Linked DNA regions of Homo sapiens: all the other regions are linked to region 1. Evidence: chromatin loops called from intact Hi-C (ENCODE). Cell type or tissue: endothelial cell of umbilical vein. All regions are shown on one strand.

The links. A loop is a pair of places that touch in the nucleus more often than their neighbours do. Peaks named below come from ENCODE experiments on the same cell type or tissue, not always from the same donor. Only the 100,000 strongest peaks of a DNase experiment are listed, where the experiment ranks them.
Region 2: a loop joins it to region 1, with 16 times the contacts of the local background. A loop is called at or near these places in 73 of 110 quality-filtered maps.
Region 3: it touches region 1 in a loop (3-fold over the local background); 2 of 110 quality-filtered maps call a loop at or near these places.

What each region holds. Positions count from the first base shown.
Region 1 is chr9:6,192,529-6,200,528 of GRCh38, reverse strand. It overlaps the pseudogene GTF3AP1. Among named protein-coding and RNA genes, the nearest start is that of IL33, 19 kb to the left of the region's middle. In endothelial cell of umbilical vein, a CTCF peak has its summit at 3,026 (motif pointing left); DNase peaks (open chromatin) are centred at 2,048, 2,748 and 2,998; H3K27ac peaks cover 584 bases.
Region 2 is chr9:6,302,753-6,310,752 of GRCh38, reverse strand. The region is part of intron 1 of LOC107987046 (a long non-coding RNA gene); the gene reads left to right. Among named protein-coding and RNA genes, the nearest start is that of TPD52L3, 22 kb to the left of the region's middle. In endothelial cell of umbilical vein, a CTCF peak has its summit at 4,586 (motif pointing right); a DNase peak (open chromatin) is centred at 4,622; H3K27me3 peaks cover 223 bases.
Region 3 is chr9:5,795,608-5,803,607 of GRCh38, reverse strand. It overlaps ERMP1 (endoplasmic reticulum metallopeptidase 1), which reads left to right. Exons shown (of 15, transcript NM_024896.3): 11 at 2,280-2,432; 12 at 4,600-4,802; 13 at 5,676-5,791. Among named protein-coding and RNA genes, the nearest start is that of ERMP1, 34 kb to the left of the region's middle. In endothelial cell of umbilical vein, a CTCF peak has its summit at 4,207 (motif pointing left); a DNase peak (open chromatin) is centred at 4,157.

The DNA of each region.
Region 1 (8,000 bases):
TCCCCCTTTGAAAGGGACCAGAGTTTCCTCGTGGAGGACACTGAGCGGAAGCCAGAGCAGATCCCCTAGTGACAGGCATACGAAGTCTCAGGTGACGACAGGTTGCAAGATTCTGGATGACTTAGGGCTGAAATCTACATTGTATTGTGGAGAGGTAAGGATGGTATGTCTTGAGGAAGGGAACAGGGACACCAGGAAGTGATACATAGTGAGAGTTCTGTGAGGGGAAGATGATGGGATTGAGAAGAAGGGGGAGAGAGAGAGGAGCTGAGGGATAGAAGGAAGACATTCTAGAATGCCTACCATCCCCACATGGTATGAAGAGTGAGTTACGTGCTCCACAGCCAATTCTGAAAAATTTTACTTAACACTTTTTTTTTTAGAACACGTATTTAACCCTTTAGAAAAATAATCAGTGGGTCCTCCATTAGAGGTTTGCTCATTAGCATCCAGTATATAAACATGAAAATCTCTGGAAAATGTAGTCTACCTGTGCTCCTCATGCCCCTTGTTCAGTGATCACTGGACAGATCCCAACGCGCTGTATTGTGGATTTATGGGTGAAGAGAAGTGCTGGGCAGCAGACAACTGCCCTTCCTGGGAGATCATCAAGCCAATGTTTGATTTTACTCTCAACCTGTTTGCTAGTTCATTCTTTCTTTGATAAGAGATGTAGCTAGAAAGGAAAGTGCTGCCTGTCAATTGAATGGTGCCAGGATTTAGAACTGTCTAGTCTGCTATACACCAATAAGCCTCGTTTTTGTTTGTTTTGTGGAAATCACAGAGGCCAAGTTCCCTCTCTGTTTCCATCCCTGGTGCCTAGAAAAGTAATCCATAAGCTGCACTAATTGAGAAATAGCAGGTACAGTACTCCCTGCTTATTTGCAGTTTCACTTTCTGCAGTTAACAGTGGTCTGAAAATATTACAGTATTTTGAGAATGAGAGAGAGACCACATTCATATAAATTTGATTACAGTATTTTGTTATAACTATTCTATTTTATTAGTTATTATTAATCTCTTACTGTGCCTAATTTATAAACTAAACTTTATCAAAGGTATGTATGTATGGGGGGAAACAGTATAATATAGAGGGTTTGGTACTATCCATGGTTTCAGGCATCCACTGGGGGTCTTGGAATGTAACCCCCATGGATAAGGGGGACTACTATACTTGGCATCAAATGCCCAATCTTTTCTACAGTGAGCTCTCAGGCAAGTCTGGGACAGAAAATATTCTCTCCATGCACTACTACACTTGATTTTGCTCAGTAGTTTTCAGATTTTTCTTAAAAGCACAAACTTACATCAAATAAAATCTCAACACAGAATTCATACATGTCAACATATAGATGCAGAGCTCCTGTAGTCAAAGGAGAAGTAAGGGGAATAAGATCACTATTGCTTAAACTATCCCAGTTGCGGGAGGCCTCGAGATTCTAGGATTCTGCAGAAGAGATTTGAAAACCACCAATCTATAGGAATGTCCTGCATTGGTTCATACCTGAGAAAATTCTAAGAGAAACAGCATGTTCTAAGAGAAACAGCATGTTCTAAGAGAAACAGCCTTCAGTCTTCCCCTCCCAGGAAGTTATGACAGGTGCATATCACAAGCCAGGAGAGAAGATATGTGGGAGCTACACCAAAGAAGTGTTCTTCCTTGGAGTATTGCTGGACTGAGCGTGGTGAGAAATGAGGTGGGAGAAGATAAGTCGAGGATTTGTAGTCTGACTTTGGATACAGCTTCTGTACCAGTCTATGGTCCTTTCTTCCAGATCATCTATTGTTAGGGTGGTTACTTTGGGCAACTTCATCCCCGCCATGGAACACCCCCTACTCCTTTCCACTAGTGTCGTTTTCTCATGCCACTCCCCTATGCAGAGGCATTTCCCACTTGGGCTGCCCCAACTCACGTTATTTTTCCTTTCACGCAAGGCCTTATTGTTTAACTGATTCAGCAGTAAGTTTTACCAACTGTAAGGGATGTTTTATAGAGTCTGCAAATTTCCTTATTTCTAAGGTAAATAGCCTTGAGCAATGTTTACAATCTCAGGAAGAGTGGTTCAGATCAGGAAGAGTGGTTTACAATCTCGGGAAGAGCTAAGCGGATGCTAAGCTACTTGGCACACTCAGTGGTTGCATTCTTTTCATCATCCCAGGAGTGTGCTTTTCAAGGCTCAAGATTTCCTTTACTACCTGAAAACAGGAGAGAGATTTTATTACTTTTCTATTGCTTCCATAATAAATAACCACAAACCTAGTGGCTCAAACTAATACAAATGTATAATCTTACAGGTCAGAGAAGTCCAACACCAGGCTCACCAGACAAAGATCACGGTACTGGCAGGGTTGCATTTCTTTCAAGGATGGTGCTACTTTCTGTAGCCAAGAGTCAAGAAGGAGCAGAGACTGGGCCCAGAGAACACAGCTCTAGGAAGGGGTTGTTAGGCAGCAGCTAAGGATTCAGTACAGGGAATCTGCCAACCACAAAATCCTGGTAAGGAGGAAGCTCAGGAAAGAAAAGCTCTAACCTCAGTGTATGCCCCAAGAATGATTGATCCTTCAGTAGGGGTCCCTGGATGAGAAGACAGACATATGCAACAGACCTGTGGTGTCACCACACCTGCAGCTGAGCCACACAGCCACAGATGTACCACCTACCCCGAGCCCTTATGTAACGTGAAATAGGAAGTGATATTTATCGTAATAATCTGAGGTTGTTGGCCATGAAGCATCACTTAGTGAAAGCTCACTAAATCCCACCACCTTGACTGAGAGAAAGTTTGCCCAGTGGAGCAGCCTAGAAAGTCAGCCTCTGTGGTCATAAAGCAGGGTTGTGGGAGGTGGAGAGTGGGCCTGGAGGGGTGCACAGAGGCATCCAGCCAAAAGGCCAGGGGTTTCCTTTTTTAGGCTACTGCCCTCAGCAGTCATGTCTCTCTGAGGGCCAGGAATCTAGACTGAATTGAAGCTGGCGACATAATCCCTGGGTCACTCATGTCTTTCTAGAGTGACACTGCCTCCTGGAGGAAATCCCTGATGGTGCCTCATTTTTATTTCTTTTTTTTTTTTACATCCTCCGTGTCCAGTACCTGCTCATAGGAGACACAGTAAAGATATAGGTGTTGACCAAGTGCACATGGAAAACACATTGTTGTTCTGCATCAGTGATTTTAATTAAAAAATACGCCTCTGAAAGAAAGAAAGCTCACTGGTTTGTAGTCCTTTAAACAAAGTAATGTGATATTTAGTTGAGGTTTAAGTTATTGCACCACGTCTCTAGTACAGTTCAGTGTCTTTCTATTTTTAGACAAAGGTAAACCTTATTTTTGTTTCCTTTCAGAAGGGGTATATCCACTGAGACCAGAGGCCAAACTCCCTTTGTACTTTTCTTTTTATTTTATTTTTTTTGAGATGGAGTCTTGCTTCATCACCCAGGCTGGAGTGCAATGGCGTGACTGGAATCACTGCAACCTCTGCCTCCCGGATTCAAGCAATTCTCCTGCCTCAGCCTCCCGAGTAGCTGGGACTACAGGCGCACGCCACCATGCCCAGCTAATTTTTCTATTTTTAGTAGAGACGGGGTTTTGCCATATTGCCCAGGCTGGTCTCAAACTCTTAACCTCAATGATCTGCCTGCCTCAGCCTTCCAAAGTGGCATGAGCCATTACACCCCACCGAACTCCGTTTTTCATGAGTTGGTTTTACTCTGAGTTTAATTTTCTTCTTGTTGCAATGGTATGTCTATGTGAGACTTTCATTGCAGACCTTTTGCCACAGCCAGGATGGTCACACACAAATAGGTGCCTTTCCTCATGAAAAGAGAGGATACAGCTCTGTAGATTAAATACAGTCATGTGGGTTCTACCACAGCCTTCTCTTGAACATTGGCAAATATTTCTCTCTGGAGCAAGAGTTTTCATATATTGCTTAAGATAATCTTTGTGTTTAAAAATTTTCTGCCATATTCACATGTTATTTCCTCTATATGGGTTTTTTTTCCTCACATATTTCAGAAGTTCAACCCATGTTTTTGCCACAAAGGAACATCTCTTTTGACATCTAGCCCTCCTGAACCTCCGTGTGTCGTTTCAGCCTGCTGGGTCAGGCAGTATTTCCCACATCCTTTCTGGGTTCATTGGTATGCTGGCACTGATGGATTTTCAGCTACTGATCCTTAAAGATCTTTTTACAGCCTTCAAAATTGCATATATGTTGTTTGCTGAATCTCATCTTTGTGTTCAAAATATTTCTTCAAGTTTGATTTTGTGTTGAATTTTCTGTCACAGCCACTAGTGCATAAACAGCTTTTCTCCCATATGAATCAGGATGTTGTGACTCAGGTGGTAGACCCTGAGGAAAATCTTGCCACACCCTTCATAGTCACAAATGAATGGTCTCTTCCTCGTGTGCTTGCATAGGTGCTCTTCAAGCATCTGGACCTTATTGTAATTGGTGCTACATACAGTCCTGGAAGGAGCAGATGAACTTCTTAGAGAGTGCAGGGGAAGGAGGGGACAAGGGAGTGGGACTGGTCTCTAGCGGGCCACGAGAAATGCCTAGGCAATGCTCAGGGGTGACAATGCCTCGGCACCCACCCAGATCAGGTATGCAGCCACATGGGTGCACCAGCATATGGACCCAACACACAAAGCCAGCTACTTCCAAGAGCTCATTCTGGTGCCACCAGGCCCTGGCCTGTAAACACTTATTTCTGACCCACTAGTTTCACAGAATCATCATATTATATAATTTTCCTATTGCTTTTCCACCCCATACAAGACCTTCTGGGGTTATCTCTTTAAAAAATTAATTTGAAAAGGCCCTTTTTCCCATTTTCAAAATATTTGTTGATCTAACTGTGGTATTGAAACTGCCTTTGCAAAAATTGTAACAGTGAGAAAATTATGATGTGAAAGAGATCTCACCTAACTGACTCCATCTTATTTCCAACCTCCAAACTGCCCTTGTTCATTCCTGGGCAAAGGCCAAACTAACTTTTGGGAGGACTTCAGTTTGTAGTTTAACTTTGAAACAAAGATGATAACAGCCCTTTCCAGAAATGAATGTCCTTCTTGCCTGGGGACCAGATTGCCTTTGTAAGACGAACAAATTGGCAACAAGATTAGAAATTTTGGTTTAGGAGTCACTCAGCCAGGGGCCACATGATTCCAAACCTCCCCAGTCGCTCCTAGGGATAACATCGCTATTGTAAAACCCAAGATTAGTGCTTGAAATGTTTTTCAGACCCTAAAATTCTGATGCACCAGCTAGCACCATCCAGGCCAGTAATCTGGCTAAACCAGTTCTGCAATCCTGTCCAAAAACCAAAGACAGCAAGAAGAACCCACTTTGACCCCCTGTGATTTCATCTCCAACCCAACTTCTCAGCACTCCTCATTCTCTGGCCCCCTACCGGCCAAATTGCCCTTAAAAAACTCCAATCTCTGAATTTTCTGTCTTCTGTTTAGCTGGCTGTGCATGAATTAAACTCTTTGTCTATTACAATTCCTCTGTCTTAATAAATTGAGTTTATCTGGGCAGCAGGCAAAATGAACCCACTGGGCAGTTACAGTGTGACTTGAGCAATATACCTACTCAAATGTATCTACTGTAAATACTTTGAGTCTCTAGCTCTTGGTTTATTTTCAGCTAATTCCACAGAAGCTGGGATTGTTGAAAGACCTATCTTTATTTAGTGAAAAACAATAGAAACCAAATACCCTGGATCGAGTCAGGATAGAAAAATCTAAAGCTTAGCCCTTATATCCTGTATCAGGTATCTACTAATTCTCTCCTCCTCCAATTTTGTCTTGGCTTACAGCTATTGTTAGGTAATCTGACCCTATGTAAGCGCTCAAAGATGAAGTTGTATAAGTGGCAAAATGCAGAGACTTACAGGTGTGCCCTCTTGAAAGACATTTTAGTAAATACATGTGTGGTTTCTGGCTCCTATTGTTATTGAGGCCAGGCATTCCTGCTCCCATTGGTACTGCCATGAAGTACAATGTTTGGTTTCCATTTCATCTATAAGCTATAAACTCCATGGTGAACCTCATTATACTCAAACTTGTATTTCCGTGCCTAAGGTGGGCCCTGGCACATAGGAAGGTTTATTTCCTTTTAGACTAGAAGAATTTATTTCAGTTTTGTTGTTTGTTTGTTTGTTTGGTTTCACCACCGATATGGTGGTTATAAATTCTCTTATTTTTCTTTCCCTGATACTCTTATTTCACCTTCAATAATGAAAGACATTTTTGCTGAATGCAGAATTCCAAGTGGACAAGCTTTTCCCTTGTACTTTATTTATTTATTTATTTTTTTAGTTTGATTATGCTTTTTAATATTTTTTCTAGGTTATTTAATTTATTGGTGTACATTTTTTCTTTTCTTTTTTTTCATTATTTATACTTTAAGTTTTAGGGTACATGTGCACAATGTGCAGGTTAGTTACATATGTATACATGTGCCATGCTGGTGCGCTGCACCCACTAACTCGTCATCTAGCATTAGGTATATCTCCCAATGCTATCCCTCCCCCCCACCACCCCACAACAGTCCCCAGAGTGTGATGTTCCCCTTCCTGTGTCCATGTGTTCTCATTGTTCAATTCCCACCTATGAGTGAGAATATGCGGTGTTTGGTTTTTTTGTTCTTGCGATAGTTTACTGAGAATGATGATTTCCAATTTCATCCATGTCCCTACAAAGGACATGAACTCTGTTTCACTGTCTTGTGACTCCCCTTCTATTGCTTCTTATGAGAAAGCAGCCATCATTTTAATTGTTTCCCTGTATTCAATGTGTCATTTTTCTTTGTCTTCAAATATTTTTCTTCCATAGTTTGATTATGATGTAAATAGGAGTGTTTTTTCTACTAATTCTGTCTAAGCTTCATAAATTTGTAACTATATGTTTTATGCCACGTTTAGGGAATTTGGGCCATGATTTTCCTCTCAATTCTCTCTCTCGTCTTCTTTCAGGTCTTCAGTTTTGAATTGTCTCACAGATCCATAGGCTCTGTTAATTAAAATTTATTTCTCTGCCTTCTTCAAATCAGATAATTTCTATTGACTTGTAAGTCCATTGTTTCTTTCCTCCATCATTCCATTTGGTTCTTAAGCTTACCCAGTTAATTTTATATTTCAGCTGTTTTGTTTTTCAGTTCTAGAATTTCTATTTGGGCTTTAAAAAAATAATCTCTTTTCTTCTGCTGAAATTTCCCACTTTTTATTAGCTGTGAGCATATTTTCCTTTTTACTACTGAGCATCATTTTAATATACAGTTTTAAATAATTGTTGGCCAACATCTGGGTCATCCTAGCTTGTTTTCTATTAATCTTTCTCCTATGAATTGGTCATGTTTTCCTGCTTCTTTGAATGTTGTATAATTTTTTTTTTGAGATGGAGTCTCGCTGTGTTGCCCAGGCTGGAGTGCAATAATGCAATCTCAGCTCACTGCAACCTCCGCCTCCCAGGTTCAAATGATTCTCCCGCCTCAGCCTCCTGAATAGCTGGGATTACAGGAACCCACCATCATGCCCAGCTAATTTTTGTATTTTTGTAGAGATGAGGTTTCACTGTGTTGGGCAGGTTGGTCTTGAAGTCCTGACCTCAGGTGATCTGCCTGCCTTAGCCCTCTAAAGTGCTGGGATTACAGGTGTGAGGCACTGCATCCGGCCTGAATGTTGCATAATTTTGGATTGCATCCTCAATATTGTGAATGATGTGTTGTAAAAATTCCGGAATCTGAATGTTCCTCTGAATAGTACTGATTTTAAGCATATATTTAACTTTTATAGAATGAAACTGTAACACTGTATTTCCACTGTGATGAGTGTAGCTGAAATTTTACTTCAATTCCTTTAACTTTAACTAATTTGCTTTGAGTCTTTCCCCAATAGTCATGTTCAAGGATCACTCAGAGATTTGGGAAAATTTTGTACCTAGAATATGAGACCCATTGTTTGGCTCTCTCCTTTCTGGGAGTTTCTTCTTCACTTT
Region 2 (8,000 bases), 110 kb before region 1:
TTTTCCCTTTTGCTTCAACTATGTTGCCCTTATATGAATTATTTTCCCTTTCTAGCAAGCTCTACATGTTGTCTGTCACTGTCTTATTTCCTCTGCTCAATGTCTTTCCCAACTTTCTACAGATGATGATTCCCATCTACAGACTCGAGCCTTCACCAATTCCTGAGGCAGTCCTGAAGATGGTGGCAGTCCAATCAGTAACACCAGCAACCTGATGCATGCTTTCCAAAAAGAGCTCAGGCTGCATAGGTAATCTCTGAGTTGCAGGTTTCCCTTCCATCCCTCAATCTTGGCTTTATGTGTAGAGTAGCCTTTGGCCTCAGTTTTCCTCCCCAGTATCTGTACCTCTGATATTTTTTGGTGCCTCCTATTTCCTTTGATTCCCCTCTTCCCCAGTCACTTCCTGTAGTATTGCTGCAAGTGGACAGACATAGCCTAGAGTCATGATATAGCTACCTATGTGGCTTTAGTTACACCTGTCATCTCAGCTCTGCTATCCATTCCTGGATTGCATTCCTTTAGCATTGATGCTTCCCCAATCTATGGCAAAGCTTTGCTGTGCCCTTTGGATGCTGTATTATACACTGTTTAGCTGCTTCTGCTTCCTTGGGACTATTGCATACTTTGTATTGGACAAATTATCTAAAAAAGTCAGTGTTCTATTAGCAAAGATAGAAGGCAGAGTGGCTGACAGGTTAGCTACCAAACAGCTTTTGGCATATCACCTACTGATATTGGAAGTTCCCAACTAGAAGGGCCCTGTAGAATATCTAATGACAGAGCTCACAGTGGGAAGTGTTACTCAGATACTCAGAGCTTCCAATTAGCTTTTTAGCCCCTCACTGTTAAATATGAGAAGGCAACCAAAGATTATCAGACATTTGAGGAAGGCTTTATATACAAAAGAAAGAAAACAAAACATACAAACATAAAAAATAATTTGGAAAAGATAAAGACAATGTAGGGAGAAGAATAACAATTTTAAATTATCATTAATATTCTTAGAGACATGAGGGAAGATATAATAATGAAAAAAGAGAACACTATAAAAGAATATTTACAGAATAAAAAGGAGGTCTTGGAAACTAAACATGTGATCACAAAAGCAATAAACTCAATGGAAGGATTAGGCAATAAAGTTGAAGACATCTCTGATGATAGAGCAAAAAGTAAAGGAAATGAAATATAAGAGTGAAAAGAAAAAAAATTAAGGCATTCTAGGAGGTCTAACACTTGAGGTTCCAAAAACAACTGGGAAAATAGAGCTGAGAAAACTGTCAGTGTAATAATTCAAGAAAATTCCCTGGAACTAAAAGAATCCATTTCAACCTAAGTTTGTAAGGTACATCACTGTGAAATTTCAGAACTCAGGAGACAAAGAGAAGATTCTATAAATTCCTAGAGAAAAAGAGAGGTTTTCTTTTTTAAAAAGGTCAAATACAACAGGCTAGGAATCAGAATGGCCTCAGATTTTTCAAAAGCAGTAGTAGAATCTAGGAGGCAATGGAGCAATGCCTTTAAAATTTAACCTAGAATTTTGTACCCAGCCAAATTATCAATCAAAAGTGAAGGCAGAATAAAGACATCTTAAGACATGCAAAATTTCATAGTTTACCTACCATGTAGACCTTTTCATACTCAGAAAGTTACTGGAGGATATGCTCCACCAAAACAAGGAAGAGGAAGACTTAGGGTACATGAAATGGGTGATACAGATGGGACCAAAGGAATTCCCAGGATTAATGATGTAGACTCTAGGATGAGGGTAATGCACTAAGGCATCGAAGGCAACTAGTTCAGATTGGAGCATTTCAGAAGACTCTGGAAAAGGCTTCTTTAAGAAGATGTAATTGATAGAATACATGATACATATGAATGTGTTAAACAGAGATTTAGGCTGCTCGCAAAGAGGTTAATTCAAATTCAAGCCAGAGAGAGAGCTGAAAGTGGATACAGACCTGCAGACTAGTTTAAGCAGGGCAGGAGATGTCAGCATAGGAGAGATACCCCCCAATAACAGGAAGGAGATTCCTTTGTTCCAAGAGCCAGATGGAATATTTGATCTTACTGGGCATTTATTGATATTGATATTTGGTTTCTCTATTCATCCTCATTTAAGAAAGAAGTTACCTCTAATGTCAAGGATATTACAATTACGGTTTTATCTTTTTTTTTTAGACAGAGTTTCGCTCTTGTTGCCCAGGAAGGAGTGCAATGGCACGATTTTGGCTCACTGCAACCTCCGCCTCCCAGGTTCAAGTGATTCTCCTGCCTCAGCTTCCCAAGTAGCTGGGATTACAGGCATGCGCCACCAGCCAGGCTAATTTTGTATTTTTAGTACAGATGGGGTTTTGCCATGTTGGCCAGGATGGTTTCGAACAGTTTTATTTTCAATTTCCATTAGCACCAAAAACATCAACCCCTTAGGCCTCAAATCTTAAAATTGTGTTATTTCTGTCCAGGCAGTTTCCCCCAAACAGACTTAGTTTCCCTGAAATACTGTGACATCAGTGACAGAAGTTATGTAACAGGTGAACATTCAGGAAACAATAATATCTGCCTTGGTGACTGTAGGTAGCTAATGGAATCTTTGCTGCAATTGCCAAGTTAGAGAAGCATTACTATAGTCTTGTTTTAGCATGCTACCAGATTTAAGTTGGTCTTTTTATGTCTCTGTTTATTTTAGGGTTGACTTGCTTGTTTTCTTATATCAGGGACTTCATAGTGATAACAACCATTTCTGTATCTCCACCTGCAATCACTTCATTTAATTCAGAACCTTCAACAACTATATGGAGATTTGTGGTCTTCTCCCTCCCCCTCTTGACTTCCCCTCCTGTGGTTTGCTCTTAGCTTTCCTACATAGGCAGAAGGGGTGTTAGGGCCCTTACTTTCTTGAAAAGAAAGAGAACAGATTCCAGGTTTTAAAAGACTATTGAGTAGGCGTAGTGGCTCACACCTGTACTCCCAGCACTTTGGAAGGCTGAGGGAGGATTGCTTGAACTTGGGAGGTCAAGATTGCAGTGAGCCAGGATTGCACCACTCCATTCCAGCCTGGACAACAGGCTTTTTCTTTCTTTTTTTTTTTTTTAAGAAAAAGAAAGAAATCCTGGCTGCAGCTGCTTTGCATTTACTGATTGACTATTTCATGCCCACTATTTATAGAGCAGTGCTTCTTAAAGTTTAAAGTACATACAACTCACCTGTGAGAATTTTGTTGAAATGCAGATGATTCCAATTCTGGGGTAGAATTTGAGAGTCTATTTCTAACAATCTCCCAGGCAATGCTGCTGCTGCTGGTATATGGACTACACTTTGAGTAGCAAGGATAAAGACCACAAATACTCAAAAGTATTAAGAAATTTGGGAGAAAAAGTATTTGGGCTTTGTTTATAAGTATCAAGCATGATTATGTGGAAAGGAACAATGGCTACCTGCTGTCTGTTCAGTATAGCTTAATGTGTTAAAAATCATATTTTATTTCAGATAATATATTAGCTGCTGTAGATCTTAGACCTGGAAATTACTGGCACTTCAGCTGGCGTAATTCTCCCTTAGATACTAGAGATCTGTTCTTCTGAGCTAGCAACGTGCAAGTATATTCTTTTAGAAGTAAAGAGTAGAGAAAGGACAGAGATAGCAGAGAGGATGTTAAGATGGAGATGGATCAACAATATTACCTGCCAAGAGCTCAAACTCAAATTTCACAAGGTTTTGGGTACATAAGAATCAGCTAGGGTACTTGAAAACAGTGCAGATCACTAGGCTGTGTGCTTAGAGATCCTAATTTGATAGGTCTGGTAGTGGGAGAGGGGAGGCAAGGATATGTATTTTAAAGAAGCACCCCAAGTGAATCTGAGGCAGTTGGTCCCTGGACCATGATTTGAGAAACATTGCATTAGAAAGACTGGTGGTAGTCTCTGTAGGAAAAGAAAAAACATATAATCACAGCCAGGAAAATATTTCCATCTATTTTGATTGGAGTCTTTTTGAGTTATAGGAGAGAAATAAAAGATATCACCCCTGGTCAGTGAGCAGACAGTTCTAGGTTATGTGTAACTATAAATTAGGCAGCTATAAACTCTGTATCAGCACTCTGAGGCAGAACTGATGTCCACAATTCATAGGAACATGGAGTTTTAGAGCTGATAGGAACCATAGAGGCTTTCCAACTCTTTTAGCTGTGACCCATAGTAAGGGATGTACTCTGATTTTTTTGTTCTGTTTAAATTAAAAAAAAATCTGGTCATGATCTATTATATTGATTTTAGCTAGTATGTTATAATTTACTACTTCAGAAACACCAGTCTAGTGCAGTCACTTCATTTAACAAATAAGAAACAAGCTTCGAGAGGTAAAATGACGTGTCCAAAAGTCACACAGCTGTGAATAGTAGATCTCAGAGCTAGAAGTCACATCTGAGGCTTTTAGTCCAATAGCCTGTCCACCATGGTCTACCATATATCTAAGTGTTTGTTTTGTTGATCTTAGCCTGTTTTTTCTCAGGACAAAGTGGTTTATTTGTATCTACTAGATTGCCTATCTAGCTGAAACATTTTGAAGAGTACAAATGTCTTTTCACTAAATGAACCACTAGATGGTAGTGTAAACTCTTCTGATGGTGGACTGTTCAATTGAGCCAAGGTGAATTCTGGTTTGTGTATTGCACATTTATCTTATAATGCTGTAGACTGCTATTCTCTATGTATAAGTTGAGCTTTATGCCCATCTTGAAGAAACTGTTTTACATTATTTTACAAGCAGGATACATTTTGTTATTTGGTATATCTTTTTTTCATTTGTGTGAAAGAGAGATTTAGAAAAACAAACTTAAGTCTTAGTGCAGTGGCTCACACCTGTAATCCCAGCACTTTAAGAGGCCGAGGCAGGAGGATCACTTGAGTCCAGGAGCTCAAGACCAACTTGGGCAAGAATAGGGAGATCCCTGTCTCTACAAAAAATTAAAAACAAACAGGCTGGGTGCAGTGGCTCACACTTGTAATCCCAGCACTTTGGGAGGCCAAGACAGGTGGGTCACCTGAGGTCAGGAGTTTGAGACTAGCCTGGCCAACATGATGAAACCCTGTCTCTACTAAAAATACAAAAATGAGCTGGGCATGGTGGCAAGTGCCTGTAATCCTAGCTACTTGGGAGGCTGAGGCAGGAGAATCTCTTTAACCCAGGAGGCGGAGGTTGCAGTGAGCCAAGATTGCACCACTGCACTCCAGCCTGGGTGACAGAGCAAGACTCTGTCTCAAAATAAAAAATAACTAAATAAATAAAAATAAAAACAAACAAACACATATGTTCCCAATATCCCCCAAAGAGCCCTCTTGTTTTGTGTTCAACAAATTTTTCTTTTCCAGATTCTGATTTTATACGACTTTAAATAATTAGTTTCTATTATTTCTATTATTCCAGGTTGAAAACTAAATTTCTTTTAGTATAGAAAATCTATGTGGGCCCTTTCAGATTTGAAATAAGCAAACAAAAACTCCAAACAACTTTATATTTATCATCTCCTAAGAAACACTCTACTTTATAAGATTTGTTTTCTTTAGTTATAGCAAGGTTGGCAGCATAAACTATGCATGTACTAGGAGCTTTTGAGGGAGGCGAATATGAACACAATGCTACTTGCAGGGGCTTCAGCGTCAGTCAGGTAGGCTGAAGAGTTGAACCCTTCTTCACAGCTTAAACCTGAAGAAAAAGAAGGAGTCAGATGGGTTGTCCTTGACACATACTCCTTTTATCCCTTTTTCCCTCCTCCTACTCAAGTTCTCCTTTTGTACAAGAAAGAAAAGTGGATTCAAGGACATAGGAAAGAGGAAAGGATAAAACATGTGATAGTTTGGCCAGGCGCAGTGGCTCATGCCTGTAATCCCAGCACTTTGGGAAGCCAAGGCAGGTGGATCCCTTGAGCTCAGGAGTTCAAGACCAGCCTCGGCAACATAGTGAAACCCTGTCTCTACAAAAAATACAAAAATTAGCCAGGCATGGTGGTGCATGTCTGTAGTCCCAGCTACTAGGGAGACTGAGGAGGGAGGATTGCTTGAGCCTGGGAGGTCAAGGCTGCAGTGAGTCATGAGTGTGCTACTGCTCTCCAGGCTAGGAACAGAGCAAGACTTTGTCTAAAAAAAAAAAAAAAAAAGATGGTTAAATTTATGTGTCAATTTGGCTGGGCCACAAAGCCCAGATATTTGGTCAAATATTATTCTAGATGTTTCTGTGAGGGTGTTTTTCAATAAGATTAACATTTAAATTGGTGGAGTTTGAGTTAAGCAAATTGCCCTCCATAATGGGGGTGGGCCTCATCCAATCAGTTGAAGGCTCTAATAGAACAAAGACTGATTGAGCAAGAAGGAACTCTGCCAGCAGACTGCCTTTGGTCTCTAATTGCAATTCTTACCTAAGTCTCCAGCCTGCTAGTCTATCTCATCCAATTTTGGACTCACTAAGCCTCCATAATCACATGAGCCAATTTCTTAAAATAACCCTCCCTTTCTCTCTATCACATCTTGTTGGTTCTGTTTCTCTGGAGACCCCTGACTAGTACACAAAGTAAAAGGTTAGGTAAGCTAGGGGACTTCAAAATGATTAACCTACCTTACAAATGAAAAATGGAATGAAAACAAATGGAAAAATAATTAGTACACTACTATTCTTCCCTCTGTCCCTCTCCCACAACTTCCACTTCTCTGAAGCCTTGACAAATGCAGGGACTAATTCTGTTTTCTGCACCGTTGTATCCATGTTGTTCACTATAATTTTTGCCATATCCTAGGCTCTTGTAAGTATTTTTTTGGCTGGATAAATGAATTGTTAGGAGTCTTAATTGTAGAACTGGGGGAAGGACTCATGCTAGTGTCACAGGAGCATGAAATTCAATGCAATTCTGATCAAAGTCTCAATTGTGTATTTAAGCCCTAAGAGCTAATTTTAAAATTCATATGTAAATGCAAAATATCAAGAATGGACAAGCCATTTTTGAAGAAATACAGGTTGGGAGGCTTGCTATACTGGAATCCTGGGTATTAGGATTTATAAAGCTACGTGTTCAAAGATAGACAAATAGATTAATGGAATAGAATAGAGAGTAAGAAATAGATCTTTGCATATATGGAAACTTAAAGCAAATCAGTGGAGAAAGAGTAGATGTTTGAATAAATGATGCCAAGGAAGTTGACTATCCATCCATGTGATAAAAATGAATTCTAGGTGCATTGATTTATTTTTTTAATTAAAAAACATTTTTTGAGACTGAGTCTTGTTCTGTTGCCCAGGCTAGAGTGAAGTGGCGCACTCTCAGCTCACTGTAACCTCTGCCTCCTGGGTTCAAGCGATTCTCCTGCCTCAGCCTCCCGAGTAGCTGGAATTACAGGCACCTGCCACCACGCCTGGCTAACTTTTGTATTTTTAGTAGAGATGGGGTTTCACCATGTTGGCCAGGCTGGTCTCAAACTCCTGACCTCAAGTGATCCACCTGCCTCAGCCTCCTGAAGTGATGGTATTACAGACGTGAGCCACTGCACCCCTTGTAGGTACATTAAGATTTAAATGTGAAAGACAAAATTATGAAATTGTTAGCAATGATATAGAAAAATGTCTTAATGACTTGAAGTAGGAGAGAATTTCTTAAATAAGAGAAAAAAGGACAAACCATAAAGGAAAAGATTCATAAATTCAACTCTATTAAGAATTTTTATTTACCAAAATACAGCAAAGAGAATGAAAACACAGGCACAAACTGGGAAAAGACATTTACAGTTGATGTAACTGACAAAAGGTCAGTACCCAGGATATACACATAACTTTTATATATCTTTTTCTAAGAGTCAATAGAAAATGGGCAAAACCTTGAATAGGCATTTCATAGTAGAGGAAAGCAGAATAGCCAATTAACCTATTAAAATATTCTACCTCATTAGTAATTAAGGAAATGCAAATTAAAACCATAACATAATACCATGTTACCCCACCCATGAGACTGGCAAAAATTA
Region 3 (8,000 bases), 400 kb after region 1:
GAATGCCCCCACACCCCCGTTTATTTGTTAAATTATAGTCATGAATGGGAGCTATGGATGTCCATAAAAGATGACTCAGATAGGGGACATTTAAATTCTGTTCCACTGATAATATGAAAGGGGGCAAAATGAACCCTGGAGATGTTCATTGTGGAAATGGAAAATGTCCCCAAAGCATGGAAATCTTGGAAACCAGAAGAAAGAGGATTAAAGTGTCTTATCATCTAAATTATATTTTATTGGGAAAGCTTTTGGAGAGAAGACTGCCTCTTGGAATACTTTAGAAAGCTCACTTATTTTTCATTATAATGTGAAATAGCCCTGCCGCACTTTGATGCCATGAGTTATCACTCTTTTAATTATTTTCTTACTTATGTGTAGCAGTGTTAATGATAGTGGCTTATTAATAGAGTAAGACTGTTTTCTTTGGGTAATGGAGAATTGAACCACAATGCATATTTCAGACAGCTTTCCCTTCAGTCCTTGGGGATTTATTAAATACATCTGCTAGAAAGCAATTAAAGTCTTGTCAAGCAATCACGGTTTTTTGTTTGTTTGTTTGTTTGTTTGTTTTTGAGACAGAGTCTCGCTCTGTCACTCAGGCTGGAGTGCAGTGGTGTAATCTCGGCTCCCTGCAACCACCGCCTCCTGGGTTCAAGCAATTCTCGTGCCTCGGCCTTCCTGAAATATTGCATCCTGTGTCACTCTAGGTTCTGAGATGGGTGCAAAATAAAATGAAGAGAAGCATGAAAAGGGACTCTGAAATGTCCATTGTGTGCTGATAACTGAGCTGTTTCTGAGTCTTCTCCTCCTGACCCCACTTGTATCAGCAGTCCCCATTTCCCCTGTCATTCAATCAGTATACGTATAACCATGAAGGTCCAGCAGAGAATAACTTAAGGACACCTATTAACTGATTGCTTGCTGGGCATGGTGGCTCACGCCTGTAATCCCAGCACTTTGGGAGGCTGAGGCGGGTGGATGACTTAAGGTCAGCAGTTCAAGACCAGCCTGGCCAACATGGTGAAACCCTGTCTGTACTAAAAACACAAGAAATTAGCTGAGCACGGTGGTGCACACTTGTAATTTCAGCTACTCAGGAGGCTGAGGCACAAGAATCGCTTGAACCTGAGTGTTGGAGATTGCAGTGAGCTGAGATCGTGCCTCTGCACTCCAGCCTGGGTGACAGAGCGAGACTCTGTCTCCAGAAAAATAAATAAAATTTCACATTCATGTTATTTTTCTACTTATGGAAATAAGTAGAGAAATAAAATGAAGAAGGCATAAAGGGGAGGTGGGTTTAGATTTCATGTCTATAGTATACCAATATTCCATCCAGAGGCATCTGCAGCAAAACAGTACTAGCCTTAGGTCACACATCTCACATTTGTATACTGAGTACAAAAATATGACAGAGTACCTGAGGACTTGAGGCTGAGCTAGCAAAACAAAATGTGTCACCCTCGCTGTCCATCTTTCTCTCAGTATTCACAATATTTAAAATGTGGCTTCTTAGAACAATTTCAGATTTCACATAAAAGTTTCCCCAAATGGCTTCTTCAGACCCTGTAAGGGATCTGTGGACATACTCTGTGAGTCGTGTGTGTCCTTTACAGTTTTTAGTTCAGCGATTTCATTACGATTGAAAATATTTAGGATTTTCTAGATGCCAACCTTGAGACTGAGTCATTTACATTTACTGCCTAGATTTATTGTTTTGATTGTGTTGGCATTGGTTAATTTGTCACTTAGAGGGATAATATTACTTTGTAATGCAGTTTTTCCTCTTATGCAGGTCCACTGGCAGAGTCTTGAAGGTACATCTCTATGCCAGTTGAGATGAATTTAGTATTTTGACATATTTTAAAGCATTATGAGTGGAATTTGAGTTTTGTCCAAACAGATCTGCCTAAGCTTAAAGCTTATCTCTGGTTATTTAATGAATAATCCATTACATCTACATTTCTGTTCTTTTCGCACATTAAGGACAGCGACAGTCCTGAGTTTCCTTTTTCCCTCTTGGTTTTTGGCTGCATGCCAAAAAGGTGGCACCATCATGGCAGATTGGAGGCATCTGTCATTTTCTAGGTTCTCACCTGCAATGGAAATCTCCTAGAGTTAGTGCTTTGTTTACTAGATGTTAGAGTATGCTAGCACCTGCTGATAAATTTTCTTCAGGGGCTGTTAGGTAATACTGTTAAAAATAAAGTTAGTTAAAAACACCTTTCCACCACTAGAATGAATTTGTAATATTTCTGTGTTTGTGGTTTGTGTTTCAGATTAACTTCATCTACCTTGCCAAGAGCACAAAAAAAACCATGCTAACTTTAACTTTGGTATGTGCAATTACATTCCTCCTTGTTTGCAGTGGAACATTTTTTCCATATAGCTCCAATCCTGCTAATCCGAAGCCAAAGAGAGTGTTTCTTCAGGTGAGCAGTTTTGCATGAGGTATTTGAGATCTGGAAAGGAAGCCCTGTGTGTTTTGAGCTTCAGTAGTGAATAGCAAGCGCAGCTGACTTTTCTGCTGTTGACCTATTTAGTCATACTCACCTTTTTTGTGTGTAAGGCAGTGAGGAGAAGACTGACTGTCAAGAGGCATTCTTATCAGCTAGACATATATCTCCCAGGAGACTGAATTGGAAATGTTTGCTTGTTTTTATTACTATTCAAATTATAAAACTGCATCTATTTGGAAAAACAGGAGCAAATATTTATTATGGAATAATGAGTTTTTAGAAATATAGATTGTAAAAATGTATACAGGCTGAGTAAAATCTAAACTGTCAACTGGCAAAATAAAATTGATGTTTAGAAGTGCTAGTAAAATTAATCTTAAGTAACATTCAAAGTGATATGTGATAGTGAAACTATAACTTAGAAAGGGTTTAATAAAGTGAGTTTTAGGACTTACTTTCTTTTCTCTTTTTTTAAAATGGAGTCTTGGTCTGTTGCCCAGGCTGGAGTGCAGTGGAACGATCTTGGCTCACTGCAACCTCTGCCCCCTCGGTTCAAGTGATTCTCCTGCCTCAGACTCCCAAGTAGCTGGTATTACAGGCGCTCGCCACCACGCCTGGCTAATTTTTGTATTTTTAGTGGAGACAGGGTTTCACTACGTTGGCCAGGCTGTTCTTGAATTCCTGACCTCAGGTGATCCACCCACCTCGGCCTCCCAAAGTGCTTGGGATTACAGGTGTGAGCCACCACACCTGGCCAGTTTGAGGACTTATTTTAGATCTCAACTTTTTCTTCAAATTTTTTAGACCTGGTACTATAAAGCAGTAAGCCTCAATTCTAGTCATCTCTGTTAGAGATGGCTAAATTGTTAGTTTTTCTAAATTGTTTTTAAAAGTTCTCATACTACACAAATTATCTTATGCCTTATACCCATCCCTTTCTCATGTTTGTGAACACATACTAACATATTGTATATTTTGCATAATTCTTATTTGTATTTTATACTCTGTAAGTGAAAGATCCTGCTTCAAGATAACATATACCCTTAAGGGCAAGAGTCACATCTAACCTAATCTAGCCAAACAGAAATGCCAGAGGAATTATACCTAGATAATTATTCAAGGACTTAAAAAATTAAAAACACTTAGGAGGTTTTGAAAAGGGGCCAAATAACAATTCCTTGTTATAGTCCTGAAGGACACTGTGATAAATTTTATGTGAGATTTTACAATTTGTAAAACCTTTAGTGAAGAACGGATTTTTTTTTAGGAGGTTCAGTGTGTTTTTCATGATGTATTAAGTTTTATAATTATGTCAGTAATACTTAGGAAAAGCAGGATTTTTATTTTTAAAAAGTCATTTTCTGATTTGTTTGGGGGTTCTCTTCCACTGTGCCAGAAGTTGGCAAACTTTTCCTGTAAAGGACAAGATAATATTTTGGGCTTTGTCAGCAATACAGTCTGTTGCAGTGAAACAGAGCGAAAGCAGCAACAGAGTATACCCAAACAAATGAGTGTGGCCATGTTCAAATAATGGTTCGTATATAAAAACAGTCAGTGGACAGTTTGCCCTGTTGGCTGCAGTTTGCCGGCTCCTGCCCTATGCAGTGTTTTTTTTTGTTTGTTTTTTTCCTGATTGGTATTCTTCAGGCTGGTTTCTGCCGTGAATAAAGTTATTTCAAATGGAGCACGGTGCCTTTTCATAGAATTCTGTTAGGCACAAGGCTGTCATCTAGTGGTGAGCTGCAATTCCCACTTTTCTCTGCACATGAATTAGCTTCATAAAACACTAATAGGGAAATGAGTGTGTATGTATATATGTGCTTAGGATGTATTTGTTTTAAATCCTTATCTAAAAGCAGCTCTAACATTAACGTCTTTTAAGTCTGAAATAGTAAGTTTCAAAAACATTTTATAGGAATCCTAAATATATTTGGAAGATACAATAAAACAATAATCTATATATCTATTTTCCAGTTTAAAATAAAGAACGCTAGCAGTACCTTAGAAACTCTCAGTGTCTTATTCACTTGCTCCATATCCACATCATTTCTTGGTATTGTCATACTCCATTTTTGTAATCTGGGGTGGGAATGTGGGTGTACTAGTTGAAACAGTTTTTTCACTAGTCTTTTTTTTTCAGCATATGACTAGAACATTCCATGACTTGGAAGGAAATGCAGTTAAACGGGACTCTGGAATATGGATCAATGGGTTTGATTATACTGGAATTTCTCACATAACCCCTCACATTCCTGAGATCAATGATAGTATCCGAGCTCACTGTGAGGAGAATGCACCTCTTTGTGGTTTTCCTTGGTATCTTCCAGTGCACTTTCTGATCAGGTTGGTTCATTATTTTTCTGCTTAAGGTTAGTTTGTTCTCAAGTCTTGTCACCATATCAGTACTCTTATCATTTAAACTGCCATCCTTTAATATACAAGTTCAGTGGTGTTTGTACTATTTTTTCTATCATTATGAAACTTTTTTTTTTTTTTTAGTGGAATAAAGCACTCAGAAGAGTAGTTTTGTTTTTTCAAATTTTAAAAATCTTTTCTCTAGAAACCTGAGTGGTTAGAAAAGGTGGCCCTTCTAACTAATATAATAGCCAATAAGCATCTATCTCAAAAATTGTGGCCGGGCACGGTGGCTCATGCCTGTAATCCCAGCACTTTGGGAGGCCGAGGCGGGTGGATCACCTGAGGTCGGGAGTTCGAGACCAGCCTGACAAACCTGGAGAAACCGTGTCTCTACTAAAAATATAAAATTAGCCGGGCATGGTGGTGCATGCCTGTAATCCCAGGTACTCGGGAGGCTGAGGCAGGGGAATTGCTTGAACCCGGGAGGTGGAGGTTGCGGTGAGCCGATATCGCGCCATTTCACTCCAGCCTGGGCAACAACAGCAAAACTCTGTCTCTCAAAGAAAAAAAAAAATTGTTTTCTCTGGGAAGATTTTATAGCTTGGCAGTGAAGGACTGGATGAGAAGAAATAGGATGGGTGGTGGAATCAAGATCACCTAGGTTACTCCTTTGTTCTTAACATTGGGAAGGTTTTATTACAAAATAACCTAAATTTGTTGGAGTTGGCATTGCTTATCATGTCTGTCAGTTTATTTTCATACCCAAAAATGTGTTCATATATGCTGAACAGTTCTGTGAGTTACAGATAGCCATCAAATAATAAAGCACCCTAAAACTGAAGCTTCCTTTCTAAATAGGAAAAACTGGTATCTTCCTGCCCCAGAAGTTTCTCCAAGAAATCCTCCTCATTTCCGACTCATATCCAAAGAACAGACACCTTGGGATTCTATAAAATTGACTTTTGAAGCAACAGGTAAGTCATATAATAGTTTTTTCTCCCCTCCTTTATTTCTTAAACTTGTTAATAAGTGGCATGTATGTTTTTCCCTCAGATATATCACAGGAACCAGCAACTTAGGAAGAGCCTGTGATGTTTCTAAAATCAATTGAAGCTGGTTATGACTTCTTTTTTTTTTTTTTTTGAGATGGAGTCTCGCTCTGTCGCCCAGGCTAGAGTGCAGTGGTACGATCTCGGCTCACTGCAACCTCCGCCTCCTGGGTTCAAGTGATTCTCCTGCCTCAGCCTCCTGAGTATTTGGGATTACAGGTGTGTGCCACCATGCCTGGCTAATTTTTGTATTTTTAGTAGAGACAGGGTTTCACCATGTTGGTCAGGCTGGTCTTGAACTCCTGACCTCATGGTCTGCCTGCCTCGGCCTCCCAAAGTGCTGGGATTACAGGTATGAGCCACCACGCCCGGCCAAAGCTGGTTATGACTTCTTAACAAAAATTTAATAGGCCAGGCATGGTGGCTTATGCTTGCTACTCAGGAGGCTGAGGTAGGAGGATTGCTTGAGCCCAGGAGTTCAAGACCAGCCAGGGCAACATAGTGACATCCCGTCTCTACAAAATTAAAAAAAAAAAAATTAGCTGGGCATGTTGGTGCATGCCTGTAGTCTTAGCTACTTGAGAACTTGAGAGGCTGAGCTGGGAGAATCACTTGAGCCCAGGAGGTCAAGGCTGATAGCACCACTGCATTCCAACCTGGGTGACAGAGCAAGACCCTGTCTCAAAAATAAAAATTATTTTTATTTTTTGGAGCAATGTTAAGTTTACAGAAAAATTAAGTAGAAATTATAGAGTTCTCATATCCTGCCCCCCGATTTTCCTCTATTAATGTCTTGCATTAGTATGGTGCATTTGTTAAAACTGATGCACCAGTTTTAACACTGATATATTATTATTAATCGAAGCCTGTTGTTCCCACTCGGGTTCATTCTTCGTGTTGTGTAGTTCTATGGGTATTGAAAAATGTGTGATGCCATGTATCTACCATTACAGTATCATACAGAATAGATTTACCATCTAGAAATGCCCTGTGCTTCACCTATTTATCTCTCTTTTCTTCCCACTCTCCTTAGCAACCATTGGTCTTTTTATTATCTCTGTAGCTTTGCCTTTTCCAGGTATCATATAGCTGGAAGCACAGAGTATGTAGCCTTTTTCGACTGACTTCTTTCACTTAGAAGTATGCATTTAAGGGATCCTCCATATCTTTTTGTGACTTGATAGGCCATTTCTTTTTATTGCTGAATAGTCCGTTGTGTAGATGTACAGCAGTTATCCATATTTGAATAAGGCTGCTATAAAGATTCCTGGGCAGGTTTTTGAACTCATTTGGGTAAATGCTTAGGAGTGTGATTGCTGGATATTATATATGGTAAGCCTATGTTTAGCTTTGTAAGAAACTGCCAAACTGTTCTTTCCATTGACTGATTTCTCTGTTCTTTTGCCCATACCACAACTGTCATGATCACTGTAATTATATAGTTAAGTTTTGAAGTTGGGTAGTATCAGTCTTCCAACTCTTCTTCTCCAGAATTGTGTTTTGTCTTTTGCCTTTCCATGTAAACTTTAGAATCAGTTTGTCAATATTCACAAAATAACTTGTTGGAGTTCTGATTGGGATTGTATTGAGTCTGTAGATCAAGGTGGGAAGAAATGATATTTTAACAATAATGGCTTTTCCTATCCGTGTTGGAATATCCCTCCATTTATTTTTATCTTGTTTGATTTCTTTCATCAGTTCTGTAGTTTTCCTTATAGAATCCTTATATATATTTTGTTAGATTTATTTTTAAGTAGTTATTTTTGGGGGTGCTAATGTATTAATAAATGGTATTGTTCATTGATGGTCTACAGGAAAGCAACTGAGTTTCAGATTATTACCCTCATATCCTGCAGCCTTGCTATAATCACTTATTAGATCTAGGAGATTTGTTTTTGTTTTTGTTTTTGTTTTTGTTTGGTTTATTCTTTAAGAAGATTTTCTTTTCTTTTTCTTTTTCTTTTTTGAGACAGTCTCACTCTGTCACCTAGGCTGGAGTGCAGTGGTACGATCTCGGCTCACGGCAACCTCTGCCTCCTGGGTTCAAGTGATTCTCCCGCCTCAGCCTCCCAAGTAGCTGGGAATACAGGCACCCGCCACCACACCTGGCTAATTTTTGTAATTTTAGTAGAGA